2 separate regions of the Mus musculus genome follow, and region 2 is linked to region 1. Evidence: chromatin loops called from intact Hi-C (ENCODE). Cell type or tissue: left cerebral cortex. All regions are shown on one strand. Each heading gives the region's core, and the rest is flanking DNA. Links, peaks and the distances in the headings are about the cores only. Region 1 has its middle 300 kb from the start of Gm26076. Region 2 overlaps Vav3 (vav 3 oncogene).

Region 1 (12,041 bases), core at 1,814-9,813:
TGCACCCTTTTATGCCATGACATTTTTACCATGTATCTTTTAATAACCTTTCTTTGTTCTGTCTGTTTCATATTTTAACTATTATATGGCAAGAAATCTTTCTGGTCCAATATATTTAGTATTTTGTTTTCTTCTTGAATCTACTGGCATTGCCTTTTTTAGGTTAGAAATTTTTTCTGCTGTGATATTCAGTAGGAAGTTGAGAGAAGTCAGTTTAAATCAGTCAGTGTGGACTGGAGTTTGAGCCAGAAAAGGTGAGTTAAACCATCCAACAGCCTTTCTAGTTATTGACTGTTTCTGAAGATACAGAGAAAGCTAAGAAAAAGATGTTGGTAAGCACATACACATACATATACACTTACACGCCCACAGAGAGCCCATACTTGATAAAACAGCCAATATAAGGAGATGATAGAATTGGTTATCTATATTTGGTGAGTATATAGTTTAATTTTAAAAGTGTATTCTGTTGTATTAATTTGTATGTACAAGTGCTTCCTGGTTTGTTTCTGTGTTACTGTGTCTCCAGAGGTCAGATATAATATCAGAGTACCTGGATCTGATATTACAGAGGGTTTTCACCCAAATTGAGAATCTCTGAAAGAGCAGCAAGTGTCCATATTGCTTAGCCAACTGTCTAGTCCCAGCTACTTACCTGTTATTCATCTATTTATTTATTTATTTATTTTTTTAAACAAGATCAAGCCTTGGCAGTATTGGGACTCACTATGTAGACCAGGATGGCTTCATACTTACAGAAACACACATGCTTCCAATCCCAAGTGTATTAGTCAGGGTTCTCTAGAGTCACAGAACTTATGGATAGTCTCTAGATAGTAAAGGAATTTATTGATGACTTACAGTCGGCAGCCCAATTCCCAACAATTGTTCAGTCGCAGCTGTGAATGGAAATCCAAGGATCTAGCAGTTACTCAGTCTCACGCAGTAAGCAGGCGAAGGAGCAAGAGCTAGACTCCCTTCTTCCAATGTCCTTATATTGTCTCCAGCAGAAGGTATAGCCCAGATTAAAGGTATGTTCCACCACACCTTTAATCCCAGATGAAAGGTATGTTCCTTAAACTCGGAGATTGAATCTTCTGGAATCCATAGCCACTATGGCTCAAGATCTTCAAACCAAGATCCAGATAAGGATCTCCAAGCCTCAAGATAAGGGTCACTGGTGAGCCTTTAATTCCGGATTGTAGTTCATTCCAAATATTGTCAAGTTGACAACCAGGAATAGCCACTACACCAAGTATCATGATGCTGAGATTAAATTTGTGTGCCACCAAAATCAAAACAGTTCTTTTGAAAAATCGACTACATAGTCTGGAATCCTGGGGATATTTGATTTTATGATCATGTTGTTTTAATTGAGAGGAATACTTACTTACTTTTAGTTGTGCACTGTTATTTTCTTTTGAACTTTCTATATTTTCTCCAGTGTAACCTCGAACATGAATGGTCAGGTCAGGCATTCTCAGTTGTCTTCTCTTCCTAATTTTTTATTAAAAAATAATGTAGTGATTACCTTTTCTGTGCTAGGCTAGCCAAGCATAGTGCAGCTAGTCAAGCCAAGAGAACTGTAGTTTACTTTTTTGATGCATACTTAATTGATGATAATTATCTGTATCATATATTCATACTTACCATTATTTGGAGATGAACTTCAATATTCCGACTTCCTAAATGTACCAAATTTGCAGGAAAAAATTAATTATAAGAAGAAGAAATTCTGATTGCTGAAGGGAAAGACAAGTGTCTTCTAGTGTTTTTGTTTTGTTTTATTTTTATTTATTATTATTATTATTATTATATTTTTGTCTCTTCAGTGTCTCTCCTTCACAGGGCTTCCTCAGATTACTATAGTTGTAATAAAGAGTTCATTACCTCTGAGAGTTATGACTCCTCATGTGGTTCTTTCTTACTTGTTCTGTTGCTTGACTTATCTCTTTGCTATAGTCCATTTCTTCTTCTTCTTCTTTTTTTTTTTTTTTTTTTTTTTTTTTTGAGACAGGGTTTCTCTGTGTAGTCCTGGCTGTCCTGGAACTCACTCTGTAGACCAGGCTGGCCTCGAACTCAGAAATCAGCCTGCCTCTGCCTCCCGAGTGCTGGGATTAAAGGGGAATGACACCACTGCCTGGCTGACTATAGTTCACTTTTGTCATTACAATTATGTGGGTTTCATGTTTTTGGACATAGGAATAAGCTGTGATTCTGATCAGGAATAAAGGGTAGCCGGGTTATTGAATGAGCCAGCATAGTATGCATGCACCACTTCATTTCATTTCTTTTCATTTCACATATCTCCAGTAATCAAACTGCTTTTGCCTATCACTCTGTACAGTCAGGGAGAGTTGACAGAGGTGATTCTCTTACTCAACTTTTTCTAAGATGTGGGGTTTTCTTGGCATTTTTCTCCTATCATGTGTTTCATATTTCTATATGCCTTGCATTTTCACCCATAATCCCTTGCATGCACTTGGTGCGGTGACAAGTCCTCAGATAAGGGGGCTTGCACACTGTCCCACAGAAGCCGAAGATTTCTTTCCTCTCTCACTTTCTCTGGAGTAGCTAAGTCTCCTAGCAGATAATTTTTATTCTGATTACTTTTATCAAAACAATGGCCCATGGCTTGGGGAAAGCTGAAATTCTTTTTCCTTCCCTAATGTTAGATGGATATTGCTCTCTGTGGGACTAGTTGAGGTACAAGTATGATACTGCTGCTCTGCTTATAGTCTTCATCTGCTCCACCAGTAGAGAACACCAAGACAGAACTGACAGTTGGCTATAGACCCTCTGTTATCTAGGGCTTGCAAACTTTTAGAAGCAAGTATCAGTTCATAAGGTGCTAATATTCTAACTGCTGTGGCTTTTAGGAATTCTCTAACATTTCAGTTCTTTGTTCTAACCACTTTTATGACCACCCCTTTTAAAAGAGTACAAAAATCATATCTTCTGTCCCTATTCAGGTATATTTATTGCCTTTATAAAACACCTTCACATGTTACCTGATGATCTCAGAGCATTAGAAACTCAGAGTTAAGGTTTGTGTAGACTATCTGAGTCTTTAAATTAGGAACAATATTTACTTGTTATTTTTCACATATTAAGCCACTTATAGTTAGAAAAAACTTGGAATTATTGCAAAAATTTAACTGACTATAAAGAACAGTGAAGAATTTTCAAAGTGTAACTCAAGGATTAACTCTTTTGTAAAACTCAGCATAGTTATTAAACATTAATTGGATTTAACTCTAAAATAATATGAAAATTTTATGCTTAATAAACAATATTATTAAGATTGAGAAAGGTTTTTCTGACATTAAAAGTAAACTTTTTTCAAATTATAACAATTATTGATGATTTCATGACTAGAATAAATTCTGATGTATATAATTCCCTTTTTTGAATATTTACCTGAGCTTAAAATGAAGGTTTATGATGTGAAAGAATTCTTCTATAATAACTTCTGTTTTTCTTAGTAAGACATTGTTATTTGTGATGCTTATATAATTATATGCCAGTGTAACTGAAGGATGTAATGACATTTCGCTTTGAAAGCATTTAAATAACTCAGGAAATTGCTTTACTATTCTGTTTCCTGACTTAAACCCTCTTTTGCCATGTTCATTTTATTACACAATCTGTCTCAACTCATCCAGGCAAAATATATTCCACGATGTATAATGTGCACTGTGTGTTTTATGAGTTGATAGCCATATAATTGAATCCACTCTTTCATTTACATTTACATAGACATTTAGCATATTATACATAAACAGTTTTTTTGATAACGTGCATGCTAATAATGTCTGAATATGATTTTATGTTCATTTTCCCTCCTTTCAGTTATTTTGGTTGACTTTGAAATCTGTTATTTCAAGAATTACTACTTAATTTACAGAGTATAACATATTCATGGATTGAGGAAGAATAGAAAATAATCACTTGATCAAGTAATGATGTATAATTACTTTAATTAGGAAATAAGATAAAAAGGTACAAATCAGATATTTGCCTCCATAAATTTAAAGTTTATGATTACTCCAAAGCATAGGGGTGTTCCAAACCAAGTTATTGTTATATCCCAGAAAAAAATACTGGTGCTGTGGGATGAAGAAACTTTTTTCACTCAAGAGATAAAGTACCACAGAAATTATTCTCTATCCTTAAATAGTCGTTTTCTACTGAGCTTAATATTGTTCATGAGCAGAGACTTGGGTACCAATAACCAGAGCTTTATCATCATTTTTATTATTAAATCATTTTAAGTACTATTTCTTATTCTTTCAGAAAACTGATTATAAATACCACAGTCTTTTTTTCACTTGCTTTCCTTTTCTATGTGTCTGAGAAAGACTCAGAAGGACCCTTGGACGAATGTGGACACATACTCACTACACAGTAGAAGTGCTGAACCAGGGGTGCATTTAAAGCACCAGGCCCACGTGACAAATGGAAACATTGCTAGAAATAGATGCTTTTCAACTTCTTCTTTAGAAAATAACTTTTGGCATCTATTCCAAGAATACTAAATTCTCTCCCTAACAATATCTTTATTAGGCTATTCTGTAAATTAAGTTTCATTTTGGACGAGTAGTGATTCTTTTTATTATACCCTTATATCTTTACTGAAAAAAAATAAATGAAAGCAAAATAAGATTATTTTGTTTACTTGATGTACTTTGCCAAATAGGCAGTTAAAGTTTCTTAACTGGGGAAATTATTTTTCTGTTATTTTTTGTCTTTCTGTTCTTATTTGTAACATACTGGCCTCATGACCAAGTGATGGCTGCTAGAGAATATTTGTGAGCACACACCTTGCCTTCTCCTTTGCATTCTGCTCCTGATTTAGTCAGTAGCATTTTCTGTGAGTTCAAAGTGATGACATTGACCTCAGCGGAGGCACATGTGACTTAGATACTGTCTGATCTCTCTTGGTGTTATTTTTTTACACTTCTCCTCTAATGATTGAGCTGGCTACGAAAATAGTTTCACCTGGAACTTAGGTAGTAGGTATTAGTATGATTCTAGATGGAAGTACTTCCTTAAAGATCAATGTCTATTCATATCCACTTCTTTATATAGTGTCCATGGAGACTTCTAAAGAGGGGACTTGAATTGTGGGCATTCATGCCTTTTTCATGAACTCAGGACTAAGAGTCATAATAAAGGTCTCTGGAGTACCCCAAAGAGAATGTCCTTGTGGGTGCAAAACAGCAAAACTCAGTAAGTAATGTCTTCAACCGAAGAATGAATTACTGGAGCTCTCCCCCTTGTGGTTAGCTAAGAACCCACTGAAACCTGTTCTCATGAGTTTCAGAGACTGGCAGCATATACTTTGGAATTATTAAAGTTACCTCATTAACACTTGTAAGCTAAAGGACATTCCAGTTACATTTAACTTTATGTATAACACCTCCACTGTATCTTCTCAAGACAGACTCTTCTTATGTTGTGCATTTTTATTGTTTTGAAATAGTAAATTCTTGTACTACTTTATTAAGGACGAGACTTTTTAAATCCCCAACTTACATTCAACTAAGAATTGGTAGTACAATAGAAAAATTCTAGTGAACTTGTTCAAGTTTCTTTAGCTTAATATACAGGGTAGAATCCAGGGATATTAACATAGAAGGTGAAAAGTGGGTAGGATTACTTGTGCAGATTTATTATATATAAGCAAATCTCTGCAAATTTTCAATAAGGAAAAGGCTGATTATGAAAATTCAAATAAAGAAGAACTGAATTAATGTAATTCATATTTGAACAAAAGAAAAAGGAAGTTAACATTTTATTATGCTTCTCTAAGTATATGATTAAGTTAAGGGTGAGTGAGTTACAGTTAGAACAATCCTGTTAACTTTAGACACCAGATTGAGGCTATGATATCAGAGTGATATTCAAATAGCTCCTAACTTCAGGTAAAGAACTTGGTATATTGTGAGAATTCTGCTTAAGTTAAGTCAGCTCTGTGGACATATAGACACTAAGAAGTTAGAAGACACTCTGCAAAGAGGCCCATTTACTCTAGGTGATGACTGCTAAGTTTGAGGACCCAAATTTTATTACCGAAGCCATGTTGTAGAAGGAGAGACGTGATTTGCACAAGTTCTTCTGTAGCCTTTATACATACCTCCTGACATATATGTGCAAGCAAACATACAAACTTTCTAACAAACAACCAAATAAATATAATAAAAATAATTTAAAAGGAAAAGAAAGTAGTTATTTACTTGCCAATGCCCTTCACAACATGAGAAAAGGAACAAGAGAGGGGGCAGTCGTTTCTTAGAATGTGTGTGTGTGTGTGTGTGTGTGTGTGTGTGTGTGTGTAAACCCAGATATTCAGAACTGGAGGGAGGATATATACTATATAAAGTATTTAAGAAAGTGAGTGGTTCTCATATCATGTCAAGTCTGAGAGGGCAAATATGGAGCAAAGACCTTTAAGAGTATGGAAGAACGTAAGTTAATGGGTACCTTTTCTTCTAGAAGTACAAAACTTTCTTGGCAATAGCACAGTATGGGTCCAGTGACTGTTGCTATAATATAATGAGGCATGACTTTCCTCTCTCTTGTACTAACCCTATTCTATTATTTATGAAGTATTTGTTCTTCATGTTCTAATTTTTTACTCTTTCTCTAATGTGCAGGAAAGCCCAGAAAACTGGACTATAGAGCTTTTGAATCAATTCTATTTTTTTTCCTTATTTTTCTTCCTTTTCCTCCTTATTCTCCTCTTTTCCCCCCTCCACCGCGTTCTTTCCCTTCTCTCCCTGATCCTTCTCTTTTTCCTGTGTGATAAAGGAGAACGTGGCTACATATACATCACATTTCTTTTCTTTTTTTTGGCCTTAAATATTATGTTCATTTAATTCCATTAGAAACAACCAAGAAATCTTATTATTATGTTAATGTAGTTCATTCTTACAACCTCTGTTTGTTTTACCTTTACTATTATACTTTCAGAGACCTACGAATATTGGTTTATTTAACCAATATTAAAGGTATTTCTGTAGTATTTCACTTACGTGCTTATATATTAATGTGTAGTTATTGAAGAAATAATAATATATATCATCTTTAAATGTTTGAGAATTAAACTATTAGTTTCTTTGTTATTTCAAAGAATAAAACAGAAACCCCATCTTCAGAAAAAAATCATTTCTTAAAATAGTGTTTTAAAAAAATCTAGTAAGGGCTGGAGAGATGGCTTATAGCTTAAGAGCATTGGCTTTTCTTCCACATGTCCTGAGTTCAATTCCCAGCTCATAACCATCTATAATGATATCTGGTTCCCTCTTCTATCCTAAAGGTATCCATGCAGCCAGAATGTTGTATACATAATAAATAAATAGATAGATAGATAGATAGATAGATAGATAGATATTTTTTAAAAATCTAATAAAAAATATGGATTTTAAACCCTGGTGGATACATAACAATGATGTCAAACACTGAGGCCAAAGAAACATGGTGCTTTGAGTTATACATGTGACTATATCACAGAGCATAAAAATGTCATTAGTCTATGAGCATCCTATATGAATCTTAAGCTACATGGGCAAGTCATAGAGAAATGTAAACCATATAGAGACAGTTAAGAAGAAGATAAAAGACAGTGAAAACAGAGATGTAATTTACTTAGTTTTGAAAATGCCATAGAAATACATAATAAGAGCTCTAAATAATGTCATTGAGGTGATAAATGTTGGTACTGAAGTTCAATAAATGCCATCAGTTTATTCAGATAGAATGGTTAACTTCCCACTCGCAAAAATAGAGTGTTCTTGGCTGCAAAATGGAGATAAATGTACATACCCCACTGAACACTTGTGAAGATTTAAAAAATAATTAGAATATAATGTGATAAACAGCAATGACACATGTAACTTTATTTCATTGCCATTAATAGTAACAATAAATGCAATTATTACATGGGCCCACATTATTATAGTAAGAAAATTTAAAAGTACTATTTTAGCTATTATACCAGTTCTTCAAAGATGACTAATTTTAAAATATATATATGTATATATATACATATACATTCTGAAAATAAATGAAGTTAGTAAATTAATTTATTAAAAAATCACTAACCAGAACAACTACAATTTGCCAATGATGTAGCCATTATAATAGAAACAACATGTTCTTGTTTGAATGAAGTAAATAAATGATGAAATAAAAAAGAAAGGATAGATAGATAACTGTTCAGGTTTTAAGATGGATACATGGCATGCAACATATTGTTTATTTGTGTATATTAGAAACTTAAGCTAAATCTTAATTTAAAATTCTAACAATTATGTTAGAAACAATGTATGATCATATATGAGCAGTGATCATAGGAGTTTTATTGATTAAGAAATCATGTACTTCATCTAAAAAAAATCAACTAACCTGTAGTTTTGAAAATAACTAAATGAAAACAAGTTTCCCATATCTTTAATATATTAATTTACTATTATTAAAGCATAGCTGTCTCTTGTGAGACTATGCCCCGGCCTAGCAAACACAGAAGTGGATTCTCACATTCAGCTCTTGGATGCATCACAGGGCCCCCAATGGAGGAGCTAGCGAAAGTACCCAAGGAGCTGAAGGGGTCTGCAATCCTATAGGTGGAACAACAATATGAACTAACTAGTACCCCCTGGAGCTCGTGTCTCTAGCTGCATATGTATCAGAAGATGGCCTAGTAGGCCGTCAGTGAAAAGAGAGGCCCATTAGTCATGCAAACTTTATATGCCTCAGTACAGGGGAATGCCAGGTCCAAGAAGTGGGAGTGGGTGGGTAGGGGAGTGGGGGGAAGGGTATGGGGTACTTTTGGGATAGCACTGGAAATGTAAATGAAGAAAATACCTAATTAAAAAAAAGAAAATAGTCAATAAAAAATGAAAAAAATAAACCACACACACATAAAAACATGTGAGCTAGGTTAAACAAATAGAATATTAAAAAAATAAAAATTAGAAGTAATGTAAGTGAAGAATAGCTTAGAAAATATCAGGGAAGAAGCTAATTGTTGCAATATTCTATGCAGTTGTTATACAAAACACACAAGCTTAGATAGAGAAGGAAGATGATAATGTTTAAACTGTGACAGAATGCAGTGATTTTCATATATAATTATATAATTAATATCCCAGCATTGTTAAGAATGAAAATCTCATGTATGAAAAAGTATGAGAATTGAAAGCAGTTTTGCGGAAATAAAAATGAAGGGATAGATAATTGTTCAGGTTTTAAGATGTATATGTAGCATGAAACATAGTATTTATTTTGTGTATATTAAAAACTAAAGCCAAATTTTAATTTCAAATTTTCTATTAGGTCAAAGTATAGTAGATATGATTGTTTATAACCTTATTAGAATTCAGCAGAAAGCCTGCAACCTATTTTCTTGATATTATTTCATTAAAGAAATTTTTCCCTTGAGCTCTCACAGAGAGGACATGAAATGATGAATTTGACACTTTCAGTAAATGCAATAGCGCACCTTTAATGGATGATTCTTCTTTCTCATAGTAAAACTGATCATGGAAAAGCAATTGAGCAAGAACAATTATAAAGGCAACAAAATGCAATGATATTTCCCCAAATGACCAATCTACAATATTTAGAAGAATATTTGCAAGTTTCAGTACACTAATAAATTATACAAAATAATTTTCATTTGGATATATGCTCAAGAGTTCTGTAGCGGAATCTTATAGTAGATTTATTTATAGCTTTGTATTGTATGTCCTCATTGATTTCCGTGGTAGCTCCAACAGCATGCAATCCCAACAGCAGTAAAAAAGTACTTCCCTTTCACCACATCCATACAAGCAGTTGTTAAAATTTTAGTTATTATCTCAGCTTGTGAACATGGAAAAGAGGTGACAGGAAGAATATAAGAGATAGAGGGAAGACAACAAAGAAAGCATTTTTTTTAGGCACATCATTGTCTCTGTAGATATGTACTCTCAGCACTTGTGGCAGTATGCAGAAACCTTATGCAAGCTGAAGACAGGCCAAATCCCAGAATGGATAAGGGAATAGACAAGGAACCCTACTACTGGCCAAGAAACTATTAGCAATTGAGAGCTGCTGAAAGAGGAAGAGTAATTTTCTCTAAGAAAGTAGATCCTGGTAAGCCTACCACAGTCTAGTGGAAGATCACACACCTAAGCATAGTAAGGCAACACAATTTGGCTTTGATGGTTTTAAATAAAAACAAATGTTTACAAGTTGTGTAAGTGGGTGGTGGATATGAGAATATGAGGAAAAGTGAATACAAGGAAAACACATTGGACAACATTCCCACCTAGTAAACTCTTTAAAAATATTTTCAGTAGCCATCTATTTTGTCTATTTTATAGCAATAACTGGGGGATCTGGATGAGAGATTCAATTTTGTTCCAAATTATTCTTGAAGTCATTGAGTTGTCCTTTAAAACTTGAGACAAATAATGTACACTTTAATTTTCTAATAGGAACTAACGGCTTCACAGTATGAGAAGGTGGCTTTCAGTTTCTATGCAAGTGCATACACACACATGCACACACACACACACACACACATAAATAAAATGACACGAAAATAAGATAAATTATAAAAGTAAAGTAATCTACTTAATGGACACCAGGCTACAAATGGTGGCTAAAACACACAACAGAGTCTGTTGCTCACAGGAAAGCTTTATTCTGTTTCACTTAAAATCTTTTAACACTTAAATAAGCAGAATTCATCCGTGCTTTATTTTCACAATCCCCTAAACATTTTAATTTTATCTAGTTTCAGAGAAATGTAGTTATGAGTGTGTAGTGTGGCACTGTGTACTTCAAGCTGTGATGCCTGAAGTTGCTCTACGCAGAGTTAGACTTATGTTAACTATTCCAACTTGCTGTCAAACTACCCAGCTGTGAAGAAATTATAATTACCTATTACAATGACTTAAATCTAAATGTATTTGATAAAATTCAGAGAAAGACCCTCTTCGTTCCACACTTGAATTGCTTTATTTTTTTTCTCATCAGTTTGCTAAATCTATGCTCTGTCATAAACACCATTGTATTATATTAATTTTCTATTTCTTCTATATTTAGAAACTGAAGAGGTTGATATGCATTTTATGATCTCTTGAAAAGGAAGAATATTTTATTAAAAGTTCTGTGCTTTTTCATAGGACCAATGTGCCAAAGTTCATTCTCTAAAACATAACCTTTTGTTCTATTGTGAAGAACAATATTTGTTCTATTCATTAGTGAAACTTTCCTCTTCAGTGTTCTGGGGTGAAATTACATTTTAAAATAATTTTAGGTAATTTGTTGTACATTACTACTTTGTTACTTCTGTGTTAAAGCGCTGTATAATTAGCTTTAAGAAAGACCTTTATAACATTAACAGAAAGAGATTTTTTTCTTGAAAATTAGCCTTATATCAAAATAGATTAAGTGAGAAAATGGTGGAAGATTATGCGTAACAGATGTATCATTTTGTGACCCTCACAATATATTTAACATAACCATATGTTACCTGTACCAAAATATCCCTTTGTCAGTTTTCAGAGAATGATTCCCTGGGAGCCCACACTTGACATAATCACAGTTGTGAACTTTTTATTTCTCCAAACTTGTGTGTTGGGGATCACTGCATTTTCCAAAGTTTCCATCCATTCGAAAATCTGTCATACTAATGAGGATTCAAACTCAATCTGTGCATTATTCAGGTATCATATTCTTTCTATCTATCTATCTATCTATCTATCTATCTATCTATCTATCTATCTATCTATCTATCTATCTATCATCATCTGTCTATCTATCATCTATCTTTCTATTGATCTATCTATCTATCTATTGATCTATCTATCTATCTATCTATCTATCTATCTATCTATCTATTACACTCTCTAACTGTAGTCCAAAAATCCAGTTGTTGTTCAGCCTACAAGATTGGTTGTCTTTGTTGTTCTTTGGTATACTTCATATCCCATAACAGTAGGCTCTAATGCCTGTAATGGAAAGAACTTGCCAGTGTGGGTGAGAGC
Region 2 (8,000 bases), core at 1-8,000, 1.3 Mb before region 1:
GCATTCCTTCCCTTTTCTACGTGCAGCCACCTCCCTGTTACACGGTGCCATCACCTGGGTCCTTGACAATCCCTGTAACCATATACACACACACACTCTTTATATAGTTATGCTTTAAATAGCAGTTTCCCAAGTCATCTTCTTTCCTAGACTTGCCAAGATTTTCCTGTTGTCTTCAGTGGTGATCCATTTAAAAGTCCTCAATGATCTGAACGTAACTGATTTTCAGAGCTCAGTGACTGACCACCCACATGTGCTACATCACTGGCATTATCCTACTTTTGCTCTCAGTCTCCAGAATTTTTTCTCGTGCTTCTACATTTGAAATTTGCCTACTTATGGCCCACAGTCTTTGTCTCCAGTGTGGTCTATCACATTCTTTCCAGGTCCAATCTAAAGAGAACCCCTTTCCCTAACCTCCTGTCATTCTTCCCTTTTTAGAATTCCACCATACATTTTCTATGGATGCATCTGCAGTGTAATAATATGAGTCACATTAAGTTGACCACCATAACACGTATGAATGCATATGACATTAAGCATATTTATAATCCTGTATACCCATTGCCTCCATACAACTCCCAAATTCTTCATCCCAAGAAAACGTGTTCACTGAGCACAGACCCCTCACTCTGTTCTCCCCACAGTCCCTGGCACCGTTCTTTCTGTGAATTCAGCCCGTTTGATGCCTCTGATTTACAGAACCACATGTTATAGGTGCCCTTCTGACTGGTCTATTTTATAAGCATTCATCCATGTTGCAGTGTGAGTTTTGTATACTTAAGGCTATGTGATGTACCACGCATTGTTTGTGCTACTCCACATCGTATCTTTTTATCCAGGGAACATTAGCTTGTTTCCCATTTCAAATATCATCCATGATGCTGCAGTGTGTGGGGCTGTGCCAATGTGTCTTTGAGTGCCCATTTTCATTTCTTTTGGTTGTATAGTAGGATTTCTGAACTGTGTGGCAATTCTGTGATTAAATTTTGAGTTATTTCCATTCCACTCCTGACAGCAGCTGCCCAGTTTGCATTCTTACTAGTGATATAAATGGATTCCAGTTTCTTCATGAGTTTGGCAAATGCCGATTTTCAGGTCTCTTTTTTAAAAATATTTTCTTTTGCAAAATATATATCCAAATGGGTGTGAGATGGTATCTGATTGTGGTTTTGATAAAATTCCCCTACTTGCTAATGGTGTTAAACTTTGTTTCATATGTTCACTGGACGTGTTTGGTTTGGAGAACTGTTCACTTGAATAACTTGGCTAATTTGAGTCCTGGTGTGTGTGTGTGTGTGTGTGTGTGTGTGTGTGTGTGTGTGTGTGTATGTGTGCACATGCACTCTCACATGTGTGGGTTTATAGGAGTTTATACATATATTCTCATCAGCCCATTATCAGGTATAATAGAGACTTTCTTCTGCAGACAGCGTTGGTGGCGCCATAAGTTCCAGGTTGCCCACCTTCAATTCCTTGCCTACACTTTTAATGTCACATCCAAGAACTCATTGTTAAATTTAATTCTATAAAAAGCTTTTTCTCTATTTTCTTCTAGAACCTTAATAGTGTCAGCTTTTATGTATAGATCTTTGCTCTACGTAGGTATTTTTAGATTCAGTATAAAGCTAAGGTCTAACTTTATTGTTCTTATTGTAGATATATAGTTTCCCTTGCACTCTTTGGATACTTTATTTCTCTGAATCGAATGTTCTTGGCACTTTTTGAAGACAGTTGTGGCTAATATATGAGCATGTTCCTAGAAATCACATTTGCCTCTTTTATTAGAATGAAATCCATAGGTATCATTGATAATCTTCCGTCAATTCTCTTTTCCTTAAAAAAATACTGTAAGTGTTCATTAATAGTTTAAACTATTTTGTGTTCCTGCCTTTGTGGAAATGTATCATTGAATTGTTACATCATAAAATTCCATCCTGGAACTCTTGGCTCAAGGAGGGAGCTTCAGGATCCCCTCTTCCTAGATTCTGCTTTTGGGACAATTATGTGTCTGCAGTTCCATGCTGCTGTGAACATTTGTGTCCTGTGTATGGTATGTTCTATGAACATAGAGGCTGCCTCACTCCACCTTGCATGCGTGACAAATATCACTTACTGTAATTTTCTTGTGATTAGTATCATTTCAGTGATTAGTATCATTTTTCCCCTTTAAATAATATTTTTATTTTTTTTGAGATTAAACTGTAATTGCATACATCATTTCTCCCTTTCCTTTATCCCTGTCAAACACTTCCCAGTAACCCATCCTGTTCTCTTTCAAATTCTTGACCTCCTTTTCTTCTTTAATTATTGTATGAATATATCTTGCTCAGTCTGTATAATGTTACTCTTATGTATATATTTTTAGGGCTGACTAGTAGTGAATAACCAATTTATGTGCTTTTAACCTAAAAAGGACTATTTCTCCTGGTCTCAGCATTTCTTAGTTGCCCGTAGTTGTGTTTTGTTTATTTGTTGTTGTTGTTTAGTCTTGGGACCTTGTGAGCGCTCCCCTTTCACATCAGCAGGTCTGTTTGTCTTGTTCAGCTCATGTTTAGGAAGACATGATGCTGAAACATCTCGGGTATAGCCTCTCTGATAATTTAGGAGACACAACCTCACAGCAAACCCACCATTCTTCTGATTTTTATAATCTTTCTGTCTCTTCTGCAATGGTTCCTTAGCCCAAGGCGCAGGAGTGTGTTGTAGTCAGATGAGTTGGGACTGTGCTCCACAGTTCTATGTTTTCACTGGCCGTGCCTCTCTGCAATGTCTCTGCTGCAAAGAGAACTTTTCCGGGTGAGGGATGAGGCGTACACTGATCTGTGAGTGTAAGGACATCTACCTAGAAGGCCGTAAGGGATTAAGCTGGTTTAGTACGGTAGTAGTTGCTAGTTCTCCTTCAACATCCATGGCTTTCCTACTCCGGGTACCTGGATCGATATCATTTTTATTTATTATAACACATTTACTCTCAACTGCACAGGACTTAGATACAAGGTAAGATTTAAAAATCAACCAGCCACTACTTCTACATAGAACCTTAAAAGGGAAGTGACCAGAGCTGGATCTGACCTGAAAGCCCCGCCCTCCTGAGGAACCAGGCATGATTTTTTTCTTGTTGAGCGGGCCTTAGGTCCTTTTAGAGAGCTCTTAGTTACTGACAAGCTATGTGAGCCAGTTCTTCCTGTATTCCTATGGCTATTGTGGCATGTTGGTTATTAACGTGGTTCATAGGCATCATTGTTGGCTAGACTATTGGTTGCTGCCTTCCTTTGGAGACTTGAACGATACCCTGTGGTACACAGAAGCTAGTCCTCAGGAGGGCGGGGCTTTCAGTTCAGATCCAGGTCTGCTCACTTCCTGTTTAAGGTTCTGTGTAGAAGTAGTGACTGGTTGATTTTCAAATCTTACCTTGTATCCAAGTCTTGTGCACTTAAGAGTGAATGTGTTAAAATAAATAAAAATGATATCAATTGCAACATGATAGGGCCATTGTCCTGGAGAATGTCTTTCCCGGTGTTTACTTCTGTTTTTATGTGATTGTGAAAGGGTTAGACACACACGTAAGATTTATTTAAAGGTGTATCTATGTTTTAGAACCAGCCAGTTTTGCTCTTTGGACGACCACAGGGAGACGGTGAAATCCGAATAACCACTCTGGACAAGCATACAAAACAAGAAAGGTGAGTGGCAGGTGCACTCTCACGGTGGTAGCTGCTGTCCCAGGAATGATGGCTTCAGTCAGGTATTCTAGGACAGGTGGCGGTGTGCAGGCCAGGGGGCCAGCCAGTCACCAGTCCCTTACCTTTTCTAACATATGTCCCATGTATTACTTCTCTTTCTAGCCTGCACTCTGTTGATTTGCCTAAGGTTTTAGGTGCTAAATGAAAATGTTCGAAAATAAGACGCATTTCAATCATGAAACGCCACCAGACGATTGCCGTAAAGCCACGATTGCCTGTTTTAAAAGACTCATTTGGAAATTAACTGAAAATAATAAAAATCATCCCAGGGAGGAATGCAGAATGGGAACTGTTTAGCAGTGTATTTTTATTTAGGGAGACCTCTAGGCAGAGTCCTTGAATATCCTTAGTACTCTTGGCCTTTTATTCTCTGTCATGACAGGCGATTGTTTCCCCGGACTCTTTGTAGAAGAAAACGTCTACCAGCAGGGGGCAGCATTGACCCTTGTTTCCACCTTGATACCCGGGTTCCTCAGCTAGTTCTCAGGAGCCACACATTTGACTTTGAAGATGAGGAAAGTGTTTGAACACTGGGAATGTGTCATTGTCACAATCATTGGTTAAGAATAAGTGTGTTAATCATTGAGAGTTTTAAAAAGCACACATTTATTGCAGTTGGATAAGGTTAGAAGATTCGTTTCCTTCCCCAATTAACATTGCTTTTAATAAGGAAAAAAAAAATTAACACAGAAAGTTAACCATCACTTTCCTGGCTTGCAGTTTCTCTTACACCCAAGCTACACTTAAGGTGACCCATTAAATTGTGACACCGAACACAAGGAGTGAAGGCACAGGTTCTAAAGTTAGCTTGGGTGCGATCTTACTCTGTATGGATCATCAGTGTAACTGCTGGCAATTTGCATACAAGCCCCCGCCCCTCCAGCGTGGGTTTGCACACCCAGGATGAGAGTAATTCCGACCCGGGTGGGGACCCAGGGGATTTATTTTATGTCTTGTTTGTGGAACGAACAGTTCTCAAGGCTTTTGATTGATTGCTATTACGGTTGTAGAAGATCTACTGTCCTGATTGTGAATATTTTTCTGAGATTTTAGCATTGAAATAAAAAGAGAGCAATTATTCATGAGCAGCTTTATGGCCTATCTTAGTGAGTATTTTCAATGACTCTAAAGTGTATGGATTGCTTTTCTAATGCTCCCTCCCTTCCTTTAAGTTCAAATGAGGGGAGCTGGGGTGGAATGGCAGCATCTCTCCTTGAGCCCCATGAAGGACAGTGATGATCCTGTGAGCCTGTATTCCTTACAGTTTCTACTGTGTGGCCCTGCCTGTGGCCCTTAATGCAGAAGAACGCTTGGCTGGTGCAGTCACATCTTGCCAGGAAAAAAAAAAATGCACTTGCAAACAGTTTGCTGTCAGTCACCCACACTCTCTCTTTTACAGGCATATCTTCTTATTCGACTTGGCAGTGATTGTCTGTAAAAGGAAAGGCGATAACTACGAGATGAAGGAAATAATAGATCTCCAGCAGTACAAGATAGCCAACAACCCTACCACTGACAAAGAGAATAAAAAGGTGACTACTGGGGAGGTGGCAATGGACAGTAATTTATGCAGAGCTTTGAATATTCAAATATAATCATCCCTTGGTATCTAGACTCCTCCCTCCACTGCAGACACCTGAATCTGCAGATACTTGGGGCCCTTATATAAAATGGTTTAGTGTTCACATATAACCTGTGCATGTCTTTCTACATAATTTAAAGCGACTCTCGGCTCTTTGTAATTCCTAAGACAATACTTGGGTTGCTGTAAGCAGCTGTTATACCGTATCATTTAGCAATAGTGACAAGGAAACAAGTCTGTACATGCTTGGTACAGATGCAATTCATATTGTTTTCATCTGCAGTTGTTGAATATTTGAGTACAGAACCTGCAAAATCTGGAGCCAGATGTACATACGTCCATTAGAGTGAGATGCTGCTGTCTGAATCAGGCATTGAATTTTCAGAGATTGATTTTGGTACAGGTTCCTGTGAGCTATGATTGGGTCCTGACAGACCCAATGATTGGTTGATCTGACCATTTCCAGTTCCTCTGATCAATATGGTAATAATGATTTTCTCATCAATATGAAGTTGGTAACTGATTTTCTTCTCAGTATGAGGTTTGTTACAGTCGTCAGTGTTAATGCTGTTAGCTATAAGGTTTTGTATGCATGGCTATGCCGGTGCTCCAGTGAATCTGAAAATATGTTTTTAACAAGTGATAATCATTAACTTGAAGAATATTCATTTTTCACAGTGGTCTTATGGCTTCTACCTCATCCATACCCAAGGACAAAATGGGTTAGAATTTTATTGCAAAACAAAAGATTTAAAGAAAAAATGGCTGGAACAGTTTGAAATGGCTCTGTGAGTATTTTTACTTTTAAAATTTATTTGTGTGTGTGGTGTGTACTTGCACAAACGTGTGTGTGTTGGATGTGTACCTGTGTGTGTGTGTGTGTGTGTGTTATGTGTAGGCCAAAGGTTTTATCTCCTTTAGTGTCTGCCCTTTATATTGAGCTAGGCTCTCAATTGGATCCAGAACTCACTGATTTAGCTAGACTACCTAGATACCTTACCTGTGGGATCCTCTCTGTGGGCCTCCCAAACTCTGCGATTGAAGGCTGGCTGCCACCCCTGCTCAGCTGTTCCTTGGGTGCTGAGGGTTCACACTTGGGTGGTTGTGCTTGGCCGGCAAGTGCTCGCCCCTCCTGAGCCATCTCCCCAGCCTACATTTAAGAGTCCATTGTGTCTACTATTTAAATCACTGGTAAGTCAGAGGAGCCGCTCTCTGCTAGAGGCTGCTGGACAAAGGCTCTGTTCAGGGATGCTAGGGCTGACTGTGAGCTGGTCATCTGGTCTCTGAGAAGAGTGCTGGTGAATTTCTTCAACAAGAAGAAAGAGGGAGCTCAAATCTTCCCTTTGACTTGCTTCGCCTAGAAATACTTTCAGTCTTTACCTTTTAGTGCCTCAAGAAATTTAATTATAAGGAGAAATTTTTCCTGTAATTACTAGTTTTAATATATATCCTTACATTAAATGTTTTTATTTATAAAATAAATAAATTATATTTTTTCTTTATAAAACACCCACAGATATGCACACGTGTGCACATCCTTTTCTTGTAAATATAAAAACTGATGTCTTCCTTTGATTTCAAACTCACATATTGTTTGAATCCTTGCTGAGTTTCAGGTATATGCAATGAATGCTTCAGGGCTGGATTTCTTTCAATGTTCTTTCCTTTTATTAAAGAGGAAGCTCAACAAAGAGGTGAAGATACCCAGACCTGATTCAAAAGAAGCAGCACATAGAGCTGGAATCATTGAGGACACATTGTTGGGTGTCTCTTTGTAGTTTTGATGTTTATAAATCAAGGAGGTGCATCATGACCCTTATTGTGGAGGCACATCGGTCACCCCGAAATGAAACTGTTCAAAGGGGCAGGATTAAAGAACTCGCCAGAGATTTGTCTCCTTGGGTCAAATCTTGCTTACCACTCCCTGACCAGTTCTGTCAATTTTATTGCTTGTTTTGATTTTAAGAAATGCTTGTGTTAATATAAAATTGAGATGGAATAAGGATGATTTTTGAAGTCTTTAGTGTGTGTGTGTGAGTGTGTATGTGTGTACATGCATGCATGCACACAGGCACGTGCATGTGCACACACACACACACACACACATGTGCAGCACAGCACAGCACCACACAGCACAGCACAGCACAGCACAGCATGTCTGTGGAGGTAAGGGAGCAACTCTTAGGAATAGATTTCTGCCCTTCTATCATGTGAGCTCTGGCGATGGAACTCAGTTCATCAACTTTGGTAGGAAAAACCTTTACCTGTCGAGCCCTCTTGCTGGCTCAAGACTCTTATATTTTGAAAGAGAGGATTGTGTAGATATTTTTAAAATAAGCATAAAATAAGTCTAGGTTCTGCTACAATCATAGCTGTAGTTGCCTCTGGTCTTAGCTTAGTCATTTTTTTTTCAGAAGCCTCAGTTCCTTCAACTGTAAATGGGGATAGTGAAGTTTAACCTGAATTGCAAATACTATCTCAGCAAAATGCCAGCCACATGCTGCAGTATGAGGCTTATAGTATTTATTGATCAAAGGGCAGTATCTATTGTTACTGCTGCTAGCAGTAATGTTTCATATTTAAGGTCCTAACATGCTTGTGAACACAAAGCTAACACTTTCTGATATAGTAGAATAGTCCTTATACTTGGCTATTGATTGTAATAGTTAAGT

Evidence for each region. Hi-C counts contacts between places; a loop is a spot of excess contacts. Peaks named below come from ENCODE experiments on the same cell type or tissue, not always from the same donor. Only the 100,000 strongest peaks of a DNase experiment are listed, where the experiment ranks them.
Region 2: it touches region 1 in a loop (7-fold over the local background); 2 of 42 quality-filtered maps call a loop at or near these places.

What each region holds. Positions count from the first base shown.
Region 1 is chr3:110,860,913-110,872,953 of GRCm38, forward strand. No RefSeq gene overlaps it. Among named protein-coding and RNA genes, the nearest start is that of Gm26076, 300 kb to the left of the region's middle. In left cerebral cortex, for the core only: a CTCF peak has its summit at 5,295 (motif pointing left); a DNase peak (open chromatin) is centred at 5,217.
Region 2 is chr3:109,522,269-109,530,268 of GRCm38, forward strand. Vav3 (vav 3 oncogene) reads left to right here. Exons shown (of 27, transcript NM_020505.2): 13 at 3,601-3,686; 14 at 5,146-5,278; 15 at 6,007-6,116. Among named protein-coding and RNA genes, the nearest start is that of Vav3, 190 kb to the left of the region's middle. In left cerebral cortex, for the core only: CTCF peaks have their summits at 4,164 (motif pointing right) and 6,653; DNase peaks (open chromatin) are centred at 4,183, 4,550, 5,102 and 6,578.